Linked DNA regions of Mus musculus: regions 2 and 3 are each linked to region 1. The links are chromatin contacts, found by Hi-C or POLR2A ChIA-PET in ENCODE. All regions are on one chromosome and are shown on one strand. The core of a region is the stretch at or near the end of the contact, and the rest is flanking DNA. Distances in the headings are between cores, read along the strand shown.

What was found. Hi-C counts contacts between places; a loop is a spot of excess contacts on that map. ChIA-PET counts read pairs that join two places held with the same protein, here RNA polymerase II (POLR2A).
Region 2: a loop to region 1 is called in a map of left cerebral cortex, with 10 times the contacts of the local background. The contact joins the promoter of Adh5 here to the promoter of Metap1 in region 1. A Hi-C loop is called at or near these places in 9 of 37 maps with a recorded cell type or tissue (adrenal gland, gastrocnemius, heart and 1 more). POLR2A ChIA-PET finds 5 or more read pairs at or near these places in 3 of 5 experiments (Patski and embryonic stem cell).
Region 3: a map of gastrocnemius shows a loop between it and region 1 (10-fold over the local background). The contact joins the promoter of Eif4e here to the promoter of Metap1 in region 1. A Hi-C loop is called at or near these places in 15 of 37 maps with a recorded cell type or tissue (T-helper 17 cell, T-helper 2 cell, adrenal gland and 5 more). POLR2A ChIA-PET finds 5 or more read pairs at or near these places in 4 of 5 experiments (Patski and embryonic stem cell).

The regions. Positions count from the first base shown.
Region 1 is chr3:138,487,278-138,491,616 of GRCm38, forward strand. It overlaps Metap1 (methionyl aminopeptidase 1), which reads right to left and starts at 2,105. Exons shown (of 11, transcript NM_175224.4): 1 at 1,981-2,105. The coding sequence starts at 2,094. It overlaps Gm32553 (a long non-coding RNA gene), which reads right to left and starts at 784. Exons shown (of 2, transcript XR_001784010.2): 1 at 1-784.
Region 2 is chr3:138,441,209-138,445,547 of GRCm38, forward strand. It overlaps Adh5 (alcohol dehydrogenase 5 (class III), chi polypeptide), which reads left to right and starts at 1,885. Exons shown (of 9, transcript NM_007410.3): 1 at 1,885-1,985; 2 at 4,082-4,183. The coding sequence starts at 1,974.
Region 3 is chr3:138,524,419-138,528,757 of GRCm38, forward strand. Eif4e (eukaryotic translation initiation factor 4E) reads left to right here and starts at 1,773. Exons shown (of 8, transcript NM_007917.4): 1 at 1,773-1,876; 2 at 2,850-2,896. The coding sequence starts at 2,879. Mir1956 (microRNA 1956) reads left to right here and starts at 2,003; the gene lies at 2,003-2,067.

The DNA.
Region 1 (4,339 bases), core at 855-3,354:
GGGAGCTAGTGTCAGTACACATTAACCCATGCATGCCACCCAATGGTTTTTAAGATTTCATTTCTATTTTATGTGTATGGATGCTCTGCCTTCAAGTGTGCCTGTGCGCTATGTGCCTGGTGCCTGAGAAGTTTGTGAGAACCACGTGGTGCTGGGAACTGAACTTAGGTCCCCTCAAAGAGCAGAAAGTGCTCTTAACCACTGAGCCATCTCTCCAGCCCAGCCATTTTTTGTTCGTTTTCTTTCTCTTTTTTTGAGATAAGAGTCTCATTATTTAGCAAGGGCTGGCCTTAAAATTCACTAGGTAAACCAGGTTGGCCTAGTAGAGTTCTGCCAGCTTCTGCCTCCAAAGCACCGGGATTAAAGGTGTATGCCACCACACCTAGCGCCTCTCAACTTGAAACCCCTGAATACGAACTATATACATTGATCTAGTCAGATGGCACACAATTTTCATAGCAAATTTTTGTTTTAAATCCAGATTCCACACAGAACTCACTAAGTTAAACTGGAAAACATTAAAGCCACAAGAGGCCCTGCACCAGGTTAATAGCTCCAAGGCTATTTTCAGGTCTCTCTCCTCCAAGTGCAAAGCTTGGAAAGTGATGTCAGCAAGGTCAAGGGTCATATACTCTCTAAAGGCAAGATCATACAATAGTGAAGGACTCTTGCAATGGTTTACTACAATTGCTAAGGCTTTTAATCATTGGCTTCATCTTATTTTATCTTTCCATCTATTTTATCTTAGAAAATAGTTGGTTTTGCTATTTTCATATAACTATTCTTCCCCCCACCCCACCCCCGCCCCCACCCCAGAACCCTGGCCGTCCTGGAACTTGCTTGTACACCAGGCTGACCTAGAACTGACAGATTTGCCTGCCTGACTCCCAAGTGCTGCGATTAAAGGCATGTATCACTTACCACTGGTGACATAATTATTCTTCTTCAACTTTATCTAGATACCAGCATTAAATTGTAGTGGAATCCTTTAAAAAACAAAACGTCTCTAAATGATAGGGCTACAGGGTCTTCCTTAATTTCATTGTCAGCACAATCTTGTACAATACAGAATGAAAGGTACCCTCATTCTCTCTGTATAGAGTAACACTGAAACTGGGGAACTTAAGTAATTTCACTTACTCAAGCTCTCAGAAAAACTAGCATGCCAAGGTCTTTGGCCTATTAACTCCCCTCTCCCAGGAACCTGTCAGTTTATTACCAACGTACTTATATTCTTCTCCTCAACAAATTGTAACTAAGAGCCTAATAACCATCTACTACTTGCCTTGCCATTATTCTGAGTCTAGAAACGCGATGGGACACAAATACTGTTCAATAAATACACACTTCTGTCAGGGCCCCACTCAGTGCTAGGTTTGCTCAGTTGCACAAAAACTACGTCGGAGCCTTGAAGCACAACCCCTGCGGGACTGTCCTTTCTACTCCAGGAACTTCAGTAACAGAAGTGACTCATCTCTTTACCTTACCGGTTCTCAAATTAATAATCTGAGATGCCAACGGAAAAGAATGAATTACACCGACCTCTCTCCACGCCTACACTCAAAGTTACTTAAATGTCAAAGCGCGGTAGTAAAACACAAAAGAAGTGAGACTGAAACAGCTCTCCTCTACGGGAGACTGCAGCCACCCCCAGGCCCCGGCAGGTCGCTTCCGTCTCCGTCCGGGATTGCAGAGACACCGGAGAGAAGCCCCGGGAGCGCGGCCAGCGGCGTCCAGACCCGACCCCGGCTCGGCGGAGGTCTTGGGCTACCGGCTCCCGCGCGTCCCTACCTGCGCACACACCTGGCCGCCCACGGGACCGCGGAGGCCTGGCCCGAACCCGCCGCAGGTCAGCTTCCGCCCCCGAGAGCGCCGGCGGCCGGGCTCCCGGCTCCCGAGGCCCGGGCCGCTCGGAGGCCCGAGCGGGAGGCGACAAGGCCCAGAGGCGGAGGACCGGAGGGGCGCGGGGTGGGCGGCTACCTGCGAGCAGAAGTACGAGCCCTGGATGCCCAGCTTGATGCAGGTGGGACACTGGAGCTTGGCCTCGCTGCTGCAGCCGTCCGTCTCGCACACCCGCGTCTCCACCGCCGCCATGCTGCCTGGCTGCCGGAGGAGGGAGGAACCGCCACAGGGCGGGGAGAGGGACCCAGCCGGGGAGGAGCTCCGATGGCAGGCCTAGGCGCCGGACCGGGAGGACCAGGGCCCGCCCCTACGCAGCGCGCCCCCGCCCCCCTCCGCGCACGCGCGGCCAGGGCCCCGCCCCTTAGCGCGCGCTCACCTGCTGCCCCGCCCCTCCCTCCGGTTCGGCCGACCCCCCGCCCTGACAGCCACGCCCTCTCCGCGCACGCGTAGTGGCGACCCGCCCGGCAGCCTTTACGCCGCCTCCCCTGCCCCGCCCCAAGGCTTGCGGTGGCGGCGACGCCACGTGGGGTCAGCGGAGATCCTACACCCCATGACGTTGGGACCCCGAGCGTGAAATTCTTGAGCCTTCGGTGTTTCATTCACTCGCAGGTGGTTGGGAAGGGCGTGGATTCCTCAGTTTGGTTCGCCGGGAGCTTCTTGGGGACTAATTCCCTTTTCTGAGTTCCGCTTCTCTCTGCCAGTGTTCTCCTCAAAATAAAAAAGAAAGAAAAAATTACGCTCATTCTTAAAAAAATATCAATGGACCGAGATGGGACTGAAATACGCTCTTCCTCATGTCTTTCCACACCCCGCTATTGAAATACATAGCGCTAGTAGCTGCCAGATAGTTCAATATCGATGATTTAAAATATATATATATTATCTGATTTTATAGTTTGAGCGAATTCCACCAATCAAGAATTGAGGGGGGTTAGCCGGGTAGTGGTAGCGCATGCCAAACTTTAAACCTAGCACTCAGATCTAGAGGCAGGCAGATCTCTCTGAGTTGGAGGCCAGCCTGGTCTACAGAGTAAGTTCTTGGATAGCCAGGGTTACCCATAGAAACCCTGTCTCAGAAAACAAACCAAAAGAGAAAAGAAAAGAAATGCGAGAATTAAAAGGCTCTAGAGTTTATCAGATACAACCCGGTAGCCTAAATCTTTCAAACACATAATCAGTAGACAACAACTGCCGTTTTCTATTTTTTTTTTTTGTTTGTTTGTTGCTAGAGGAATGCTGTGACTTTTAAAAAAATCTTTTCCACCTTAATACACCAGAAAAGCTCATGTTTTCTTGAATAACTTTTCCTGTATAACCAACCACTGTAAACTTTTAATAAAAATGTATACATTTAAGAAAATTAGTGACTGCATATGTGTATATGTTTGTATATGACATCTAACTGTATAAATCCCAGCTTCCTAAACTGTGGCTCTCAACTTCTAAATATGGAGTAACAAAATTTTTGGCAATAGTAAGCAGTTTTTGACAGCCTAACAACCAAAAGTTATTTCAGAATTAAACGCAACACTCAGCATGTGCATTGGACTTCTCTGCAGTCTGATCCTGCATCCACTGCACGTACACTCTGTATTGCGGGTGCTGTCACATAGGCAGTGACAAACACATCCTGGTTTCTTTACAGAAGACAGAGACATCTAGTATTCTTCTGTCATTCTTCATTATGTATCCAATCAGGTTGTCTTTGGATTGAGTTAGCCTCAATAGCAGCAATCCTATAGTGGCTAGAACTCTGCATAGAGAATTGAATATTTGCGTCCAGGCATTGCTGTTTTGAGTTACTGACTTTAATTTCATTTTGAAAAAGTTATTAAGTGGTCTTTGGTTTGGATTGAACAGAATTTCCAACAATTTTTTAAACAGACAAAAAGAGACTTCTGCTATTTGAACCATGAGAAACAGCGTTCTCAACATTGACAACTATAAATCAAGATACTAATCAAACCGGGCGTGGTGGCACACGCCTTTAATCCCAGCACTCAGGAGGCAGAGGCAGGCGGATCTCTGAGTTTGAGGCCAGCCTGGTCTACAGAGTGAGTTCCAGGACAGTCAGGGCTACACAGAGGAACCCTGTCTCGAAAAACCAAAAAAAAAAAAAAAAAGATACTAATCAACTATGAAAAACTAAAGATACTTTATGACCTATAGTGTCAAATATTCTACCAAGCTTCCTTCCCTCTCCCCCACTCTCTTCTCTCTCTCTCTCTCTCTCTCTCCCCCCCCCCCATTGTTGTTCTTTGGTTTTTCTAGACAGGGTTTCCTCTCTGTAGTCCTGGTCCTGGCTGTCCTGTAACTTGCTCTGTAGACCAGGTTGGCCTCCAACTCACAGAGATCCACTTCTGCCTCCTGAGTGCTGGGATTAAAGGCAAGAGCTACTACACCCAGTTCTAGATTTCTTTATGTAGAATAAACAAGC
Region 2 (4,339 bases), core at 635-3,134, 46 kb before region 1:
TTGGTTTGGTTTGGTTTGGTTTGGTTTGGTTTGGTTTTGAATTCTCAGCCCCTTACAAGGAATAGGATTCTAGAACTAGAGAGGACTGAAGATGCCCATCTCCCTTCTCCCTGACTGGATGAGCACAGGGAAAACTCATGCTGAGTTAAGCCCTGGTCAAGTCATTTTTGAGGGCAAGCCTCCTTAAGAACACACATGTTTACATTGATACTACCTCTAGAGCAGTGGTCCCAGCCTCCCTAATGCTACAACCCTTTATACAGCTCCTCATATTGTGGTGACCCCAACCATAATTATCTCATTGCTACTTCATAACTATCATCTGGTTGTTATGAATCGTAATGAAAATATCTCATGTTCAGGATACCTGATACGTGATCCCTATGAAAGGATCATTCGACCCCCAGAAGGGTCATGACCCACACGTGACAAACACTGCTCTAAAGGAAACAGTAGGAAAATTTTTCTCCCTCCTTCCCTGAAAAATCGTGAAAATAAACTTCTCAAAGTATGAGAATACTCCACTCCACATGACTGCATCCTCCGTCGTTTACAAAAGTCAGACTAAACTACAAAGTGCCTACAGCAATAGGTCAATCACTCTTCAGTTTCTGGCCCTAGTACTGCTTCTTGCAATGATGAATTTCTAGTCTGATGGATTGTGATTCTCTGTATTCCTGTTTCTGTTTCGGGGGGCAGCAGCTCTCCCTGCGTGACTTCACTTCTGTAAGAATTATGAATTCCTCAACTTGTTCAACTTCTTACAGGAGTATAACTTATAATATCCACATGTGGTGGTTTGACTGGAAATGGCTTGTATATTTGAATATTTTAATCACCAGACACTGGAATCATTTAAAAGGATTAGGAGGCACGAATACAAGATTAGTTTTAAGTAAGTTGGGTTTTAAGCACTGAGATACCCTAATACACACTGGCTTGGTACTTCAAGCCTGGAGTTTAGGAACACTACCCTGACTGGAGACAGACTATGGTGATCATCCTATTAATTATATACGTTAAAAGCCAGGGTGTGAGTTAGTGTGAAGTGAGAGAAGGGCTTTGAACAGTACCGTGGAGAATGTCAACCCTTAAAGTGTGTAATCAGGAAATGAGCCATGAAAAAGACAAAATGCGGTGTTTTAGTGGGTACATTTCAACACAAGCAGCATTTGGGATTACATCAGCAAATACAGCAGCCTCTGTCTCCACATAGTTGGTCCACTCTTAAAAGGGGCCCACTCTGCTCCCTCGGTTCCCTTCCTGAAAACTTCTCTCCGTGTCCGATGGTCCCTGAAATCCCAGGACCTGGTCGTAACCTGCTGAAATCCGAGGTCGGGCTGTTGCTAGGATGGGCACCTCTCCCTCTAGTGTTCCTTCAAAGCCCTTGAGGGCCGCAGTGTTGACTCGTCCTGGACCCAGACCCGCAAAACAAGGGGCTGCATTAGCTCGCTAGCGCATGCAACCCGCAAATCAGTAGCTCGCTAGCTAGCGCGTGCAAGCCCGGGAAGAGGGGGGCGGGGGGACCGCGGACAGGGACACACGGAAGGCGTGGCTTGTTCTACACGTGCTTTCCCACACGTGTTACCACACGCTATATTTCTCTCACGTCTAACGTACAAAGACTGCACGAAAATTAGACAAGGAAATACCACAGAGATGCTTTGCAGGGGCTCAGTTGAGCCAGCCTGGAATAAAGCGCTTCACGGCCCCAAAACTACTGCCTCCCCAGCAACGGAGCGCAGTAGCCGAAACTCAGGCTCCGAAACGCGGGCCCCGCCCTTCCGGTATTAGGCCCGCCTCCCAGCCGAGTCCCGCCCTACGCACAGCCACCTCCTCCCGCCCTCACGTACGCCCCGCCTACATCGAAGGCCCGCCTCCCGCGCACAGCCCCTCCCCTCACGCACGGTCCAGCCCTCACCCGGGTTCCGCTACACTCGTGAACCTTAGCGCTCGATCCCGAACTAGCGGCCATGGCGAACCAGGTATGGAGGCGCGCGGTGGGCCGGAGCAGAGGAGGGGAACGCCCGGGTGGCCCGCTGCCGCCCGCCGGGGAAGGCGAGCGCAGCCGCAGCGAGGGCATGGAGGCTTTGTTTCGGCGCCGCGCTTGGAGAGCAGCTCTGCTTTCTGCTCTGCTCCGCCGGAGCCCGGTGGGCTGAGGCCCGCGCCCGTCACGCGGGACGGAAGAACTTGCCCGGGTCGCGCCCGGGTTGCAGGATCAGATTTGGAGCGCGGGCCGTGCTCAAAACTCCCAAGCAAAGTTAGGCCCTTCCTTCGACCTTGGCTTTCTACGTGCAGCACGGTGTACCTGTTTTTTTCAAATCACGTTATTTGACTTTCAAGTCCATCTCCAGTAAACCCAGTGAGTGGCTTGCAACCTTTATTCTGTCAACACATTTCATAAGCGTCAAGTGAACTGATCAAAACCCAGCATTTCTCACTAGGTTTGGTTCCGTGGTTAAGAAGGTCTGTACTGAGTGTAATCGCTCTAGTAGCTCATTGCTTTAGATGCGCGATATAAATTTCATATGGAATTGTAAACTTTACAGAGCCACATAAAATTAATTCTAATGGTATGTTTACCCAACCTGATACTCGCAATATTATTTCCACGTTATAAGTATTTTTAAATTGAGATATTCTTCACTCTTCTAAGCTTTCAAATTTTTACATCATACCTGATTTCAGTTCACACTTGTCCTTTATCTATAGTGTTCAATAGCCACCTGTGGCAAATGGCTAATGCATTAGTTAGCACAGTTATAAGAGATGGTTATAGTATTTTTACCCCCATTTGGATATTTCTTAGGATCCTTTCCACTGGGAAGTATTGCACTAAAGTGATGCTATATAAGCCATCCCAAGGAAAAGATAATTAGGTCGCATAATACTAAGCTTGAATACTAACCTTGAATTACTTGCCAAACCTAGTGAAAGACTCTGGGTGGGATTTTGCTTGGCTTGTCCATTGTTGTGCTAGGACTCAAATCCAAGGCCTTGTGCATTCAAGGCACATGCTCTACCATTGAGCTACACCCCAGCTTGGGACATGTATTCCATAGTCTTCTTTCCTTTTCTTTCTTTCCTCCTCTTCTTCTTCCTTTTCCTCCTCCTCCTCCATCTCTTCCCCACCTCCCACCCTCCTTTAAGATGTGTGTGTGTGTGCCTGTGTGTGTGTATATGCATGCAGGAGCCTGTGGAAGCCAGGGGGTGGCACAGATCCTCTGGAACTAGAATTACAGGTAGCTGTGAGAGTGTAGATGCATAGGACTGAACCTGGAGTTTTCTGCAAGAGCAGTAGGTGGGTGCTCTTAACCACTGAGCCATCTCTTCAGCCCTTTGATTTTATATATATGTATACACAATTTAAATATAAATAATATATATGCACATATTTGTTGTCCTGGTTGATGGTGGTTTAGGGTGGAAGGTTTGAGATGGAATCTCTCCATGTAGCCCTGTCGGTCCTGGAACTTGAAGTGTAGATCTAGCTGGCCTCGAGCTCACTGAGAGCCACTTGCCTCTGCCTCTGAGCGCTGGGACTAAAGGTTTGCCTCACTGTATCTGGCCCTTTAATTTTATGTTATTCACTGTGTGATTTATGTGAGACCTAAAAACAATTCTCCATCTCACTTAGAGGTTATAAGCTTTTCTGTGAATATGCTGTTCAATTTAGTTTTATTTATTTAGCTTTGCGTGTGTCTGAGTTTGTAGCGTGTGTGTGTGTGTGTGTGTGTGTGTGTGTGTGTGTGTTTATGTTTATGCGTGTTCACAGGTGGGTATGTCAAGGTCTCAGGCTGACATCAGGTCTTCAATTGCTCCACCATACATTGAATCAGGGTCTTTCACTTGAACCCAGAGCTCTCCAGGCCAGTTACTCGATCCAGCCAGCTTGATCTGCCTCCAGGTGTTATGCTGGGGAGCTGAACTCTGGGCCTCAGGCCTGCACGGGCAGGAGCTGTACGCCCTGGACCCTCTCCACAGCCTGGCACACTAACATGAGCAGCATCATTATCTTGGTTGCCCGTGAAGTAATTACTAATCTAGGAGAATAAACTTTACTTCTTTTCCCCCACCTCAGGTGATCAGGTGTAAGGCTGCAGTCGCCTGGGAGGCGGGAAAGCCTCTCTCCATAGAGGAGATAGAAGTGGCCCCTCCAAAGGCTCATGAAGTTCGGATTAAGGTAATGTCCAGCTAAGGCATTGTGGGAGAAACCCCAAAGGGCGGTGTCAAGGAGAAAGCATTGGAAGTCTTCCTGCCACAGAATCACAGTCCTCCCCACACCTGCCCTTCCTCAAGTTGGCCTCTCCATCTTTTTGTATTTGCTCATGGGCGGGCT
Region 3 (4,339 bases), core at 523-3,022, 37 kb after region 1:
ATCTGAAATGTTTAAAAATAGTCAATAAATCATATACAGATATAGAGATGACTTAAACTATAAAGAATGGGGCGAGCCAGGCAGTGGTGGCACACGCCTTTAATCCCAGCACTTGGGAGGCAGATGAATTTCTGAGTTCGAGGCCGGCGTGGTCTACAGAGTGAGTTCCAGGACAGCCAGGGCTACAGAGAGAAACCCTGTCTCGAAAAACCAAAAAAACCAAAAAACAAAAAAAACAAAAAAAAAAAACAAAAAAAAAACTGTAAAAGCGCAAGTCTTTGTGGGAACACAGGGGTACTAGGAAGTAGATCCTGAGTCTTTTTTTGTTCTGTTTGTTTTTTTTCTGAGACAGGGTTTCTCTGTGTAGCCCTGGCTGTCCTGGAACTCACTCTGTAGACCAGGCTGGCCTCAAACTCAGAAATCCACCTGCCTCTGCCTCCTGAGTGCTGGGATTAAAGGTGTGTGCCACCACGCCCGGCTGGATCCTGAATCTTAAGCAAGCTAGGCAAACATTCTACCCCTGAGTTATACCTGTAGCCCAAAATATGAGTCTTCACTGACAACAGAGGAAGAAGGTTAAAAAAAAAAAAACAATCAAATGTCATTTTAAACAAAAACTTTATATTGGTGGTTTTCAGGCTTGTCAGGATACTTTCTTGCCAATGGATTGGTTTGTGCTGTAACCAACCCTGAAGCTCAAAACAGGATATTTAGGTTGTCTTTTTCCTTTCTTTGGATAGAGATTCTCCTGTTTCTTTGGGTGGCCTAGAACTTGCCATGTCACTGAATTTAAAGTCCTGATCCTCCAGCATGCTGGGTTTATGTGGTGTTGGGGGGAATCTAGGCTGGATGAACACTCTATCAACTGAGCTACAACTCAGCACCCTAATGCTGTCTTCTCATAGAAATTAACCAGACATCACTTTACAGACAACAGAAAATAAGGGGTCAATTATAATTACTTTGGTTAGTGTTAACAGATTTGTACATAGAAATTCACCTATGTGTTTAGTTCATAGAGCTATGTCTACTTGAGAATCTACTCACGCCAACTTAAACAGAAGCTTTCGTTTAAAATCACTTCTGCCATCCTGGTAAACAAAAACACGAGCAGGCACTGGCTTTGAGTTCTTACACAGCCTCAATTATGTGTTAGTCAACCCAAGCATCCATTATGTACTCAATAATAGCTATGACACAGCTCTGGACAACAGCAATGCCATGGAGAGGCAGACACGAGATAGCCTGCTTACACTGCTTTTCCTGGCGGTAACATTTTTAAGCTGCGTGGAAGCCATGAGATCCTGGCTCCCTCATTAGGAACTTTACCCAACAGTGCTTTGACGGCCTGGTAACTTAGAAGAAAATGTAGCATGCCAGTTCTGTTTGTTAGTTGTTATGAACATAAGTTCATGAACACGAAGTTTCTGTTGAGAGCAGCTACATTCCCTTTAAAACTGCATCGGTGTACGCAACAAAGTAAAGAAAAGAAAATTTTAAGACACTGTTAAGGCTTGGGGATATAGCTCAGTTGGTAGAGTGCTTGCCTAGCGCTCAGGAAGCCCTGAGTTCCATCCCTATCTCAGCAAAAAAGTGCTCTCCCAACCCACCCCCACGCCCAGCACGCGCCAGTAATCCCGATACTTTGTGGGGGGGAGGTGGAAGCAGGAGGATCGACAGTTCAAGGCCATCCTCCCCTATACCTCAAGTTCAAGGCCATCCTGCGCTTCAAAAGACCCAGGGTCAAGAAGCAAGATTGCTAAAACAGCAGCGGAGGCGGAGGGAGCTGGTCCTTAAGGAAGGCACGCGCTTGCTTCTAGATTCCGAAGCGTTTTCAAAGCTGGTTACAGTCCTTACCACAGCACACCCTTGTGAGGTAAGTGTATTATCATCTTTGGTTCATAAATGAAAAAGTTGAGGCACTGAGCGTATTAAGTCACTCGCCTAAGGAGTATGAGTCAACGTCAAGAGTCATAGTTGACCCGGTTTAACGACTCCTGACCTTCAGTCCAGGGCTGAGTCAGCGGAGCCCCGAGTGGCTTCCCTGGCTGGCACCTGGACGTAGGCTATTTCCGTCCACGTCCAAGCAGAATACTGGAACCGATTGGACAGAACTTCCAAACTTTCACGTCCAGCAAGATTCACCCCTGACGCCTTCATCTCAGGACTGGGAACAGGAAAAGCCGACGCGTGCACTCCCCTTCCCCAAACGAGTGAGAGGGTACCGTGGGGCAAGCCCGCCCACCCGCTTGGGCAGCGATGGTAGCAAGGGACCACCCGCGTTAGTGGACCGGGGACTGGGGAGACGCAGACCACATCAACGACTCTCCATCGCCGCCTCTTTCAGAAACCAAGAGAAAATGGTGGGAGGCGAAAAGAAAAACTAAATAAAAAGCAACTTGTCTTAGGACCTCAGCTAAGCAAATGAAGCCTTCTTGCGTGTGCTGAGCCTGCAGTTCTCAACCTTCTAGGAAAGATGGGAGGACTGGGCGACAGAAGGCACAGCAGGAATGCCCCGCAGTGAGTGCAACCGGAGCTCTGCCCGCTGCCCAGCAGAGGCCTAAATCCAACTCGGCAGGAAGCGCCCGCGGCGCCGGGAGCCACGCACCCTCGCCAGCGACCACGTGATCACTTTTTTTTTTTTTGGAAGAAAAAAAAAAACTTCTTGCCTTAAGAAAAAAAAAAAAAAAAAAAAAAAAAAAGACTCCACTTCCCAGAAGCCTCTCCTTCCCCAAGCAGCTGCAGTCTTGCGCAGGCGCCGCTAGGGCCAAACGGACACGTCCGTCACGTGGGCAGGAGCCGGCCAATCCGGTTTGAATCTCATTTTTTTCCTCTCGCCCCCCCTTCAGGAGCGGTTGTGCGATCAGATCGATCTAAGATGGCGACTGTGGAACCGGTGAGTATTGCCTTCGGCCCCCACCCCCGAGCTCCCCGCGCTCCGGCTTCCTCCGCTCAGGGACTCCCGCAGGACGGCGTTACCGGCGCGCACGGCGCCTCCCGCCGCGTCCGGTCCCTGCCCGCCCCCGGCCTGACCTTCGGCGGGCAGCCTCGGCGCCGGGAGGCTGGCGGCGGCAGCGTGGAGCGCACACGCCGTGTGGGGGCCCGGGCACCGGGGCGGTGGGGGGAGGGGCGCCGCGCGGGGCCGCGATGCGGCGGGCGGAGGGCGGCTCGGGACACGGGCGCGGGGATCGGCGTGGGGTCCCGGGGTCTCGGGGGGGCGTGGGGCGGGCGGCTCCTAGCGGGCACCGTGGCTGGTGGGCGGCGAGCCGGCCCGAGAGAGCCGGAGAGGGAGCCCGAGGCAGCGGCGCCTCGCCGTCGCCGGCGACCCGCCGCCGGGGGTCCTCGTGCGGGCCGCGCTCTGGAGCTGCGGAGGAGGGTGGGCTGGCGGAGCCCACCGGTGGGCGCGCGGGAGCTGGGCGGGCGCGTCCCGCGGGGAGCCGGGGGCCGTGGCGTTGAGTAGGGGAGCATGCTCAGGGGTCGTGTCGCGCACCTCCCGGCGCCGGGGACAGGGGCCGGCTGAGGTGGGGATCACATTGTCCTGGCCCCTCCACGCCGGGACGGGGCTGTCATGGAGGAGGGAAGGGGGAGGAGCGAGGCCTACAGATCGCCGCCGCGGGTCGGCTGGCCGGAGACCTGCATTTCACACGCGCCGGGCTTTCCATTCATTCATCCTCGGGGCGCAGCGCGCACGCCTCCGAGGACCGGGTAGATTCTTCCGCTCTTAAGCCACCACCAGATCGTCTGGGAGATAGCCAACGAACACTTAATTTTAGAAATAGGAACTTTCAAGATTACCTTTTCTTAAATTAAAAGAAAAAACATTTTTTTTTAAAGCATGGTGGGGGCAGTGGCGCGAGCCGCGACTTGCGAGTGGAGGTCAGAGGACAGCTTTTAGAGTCCCGAGGATCGAGATTCAGGCGCTTTTCTCGAACCATCACTTAAGCTCATCAGCATTTGCTTTTCCATTTGATGTTTCCTTCTTAACTTTATACTGCTTCCCTCTTAATGAAAGCGCTATTTTGAAATTAATTGAAGCAAGATGCACATAGAGCATCACGGCGTAACTCCGGTAGCCCGAAGGTGGTGATTTTTTTTTTTTTTTTTTCTTCTGTCATGGTTTGGGTTTGCCAGCAGCTGGCTCACTGGCCATCCATCGCAGGTTTTTTTTTTTTTTTTTAAGGAATGTCACACATGTGTGAAAGTCTCAGGCGCATAAAGGCATAGACTAGCAACCAGAAACCTCTGTAGAACACCTTTGCCAGATGTTTTAAAACTCACCGATAGACTGAATATGAATAATTTGATATGTTTGCAAAATGGCCTTATCTTGGCAAAATTC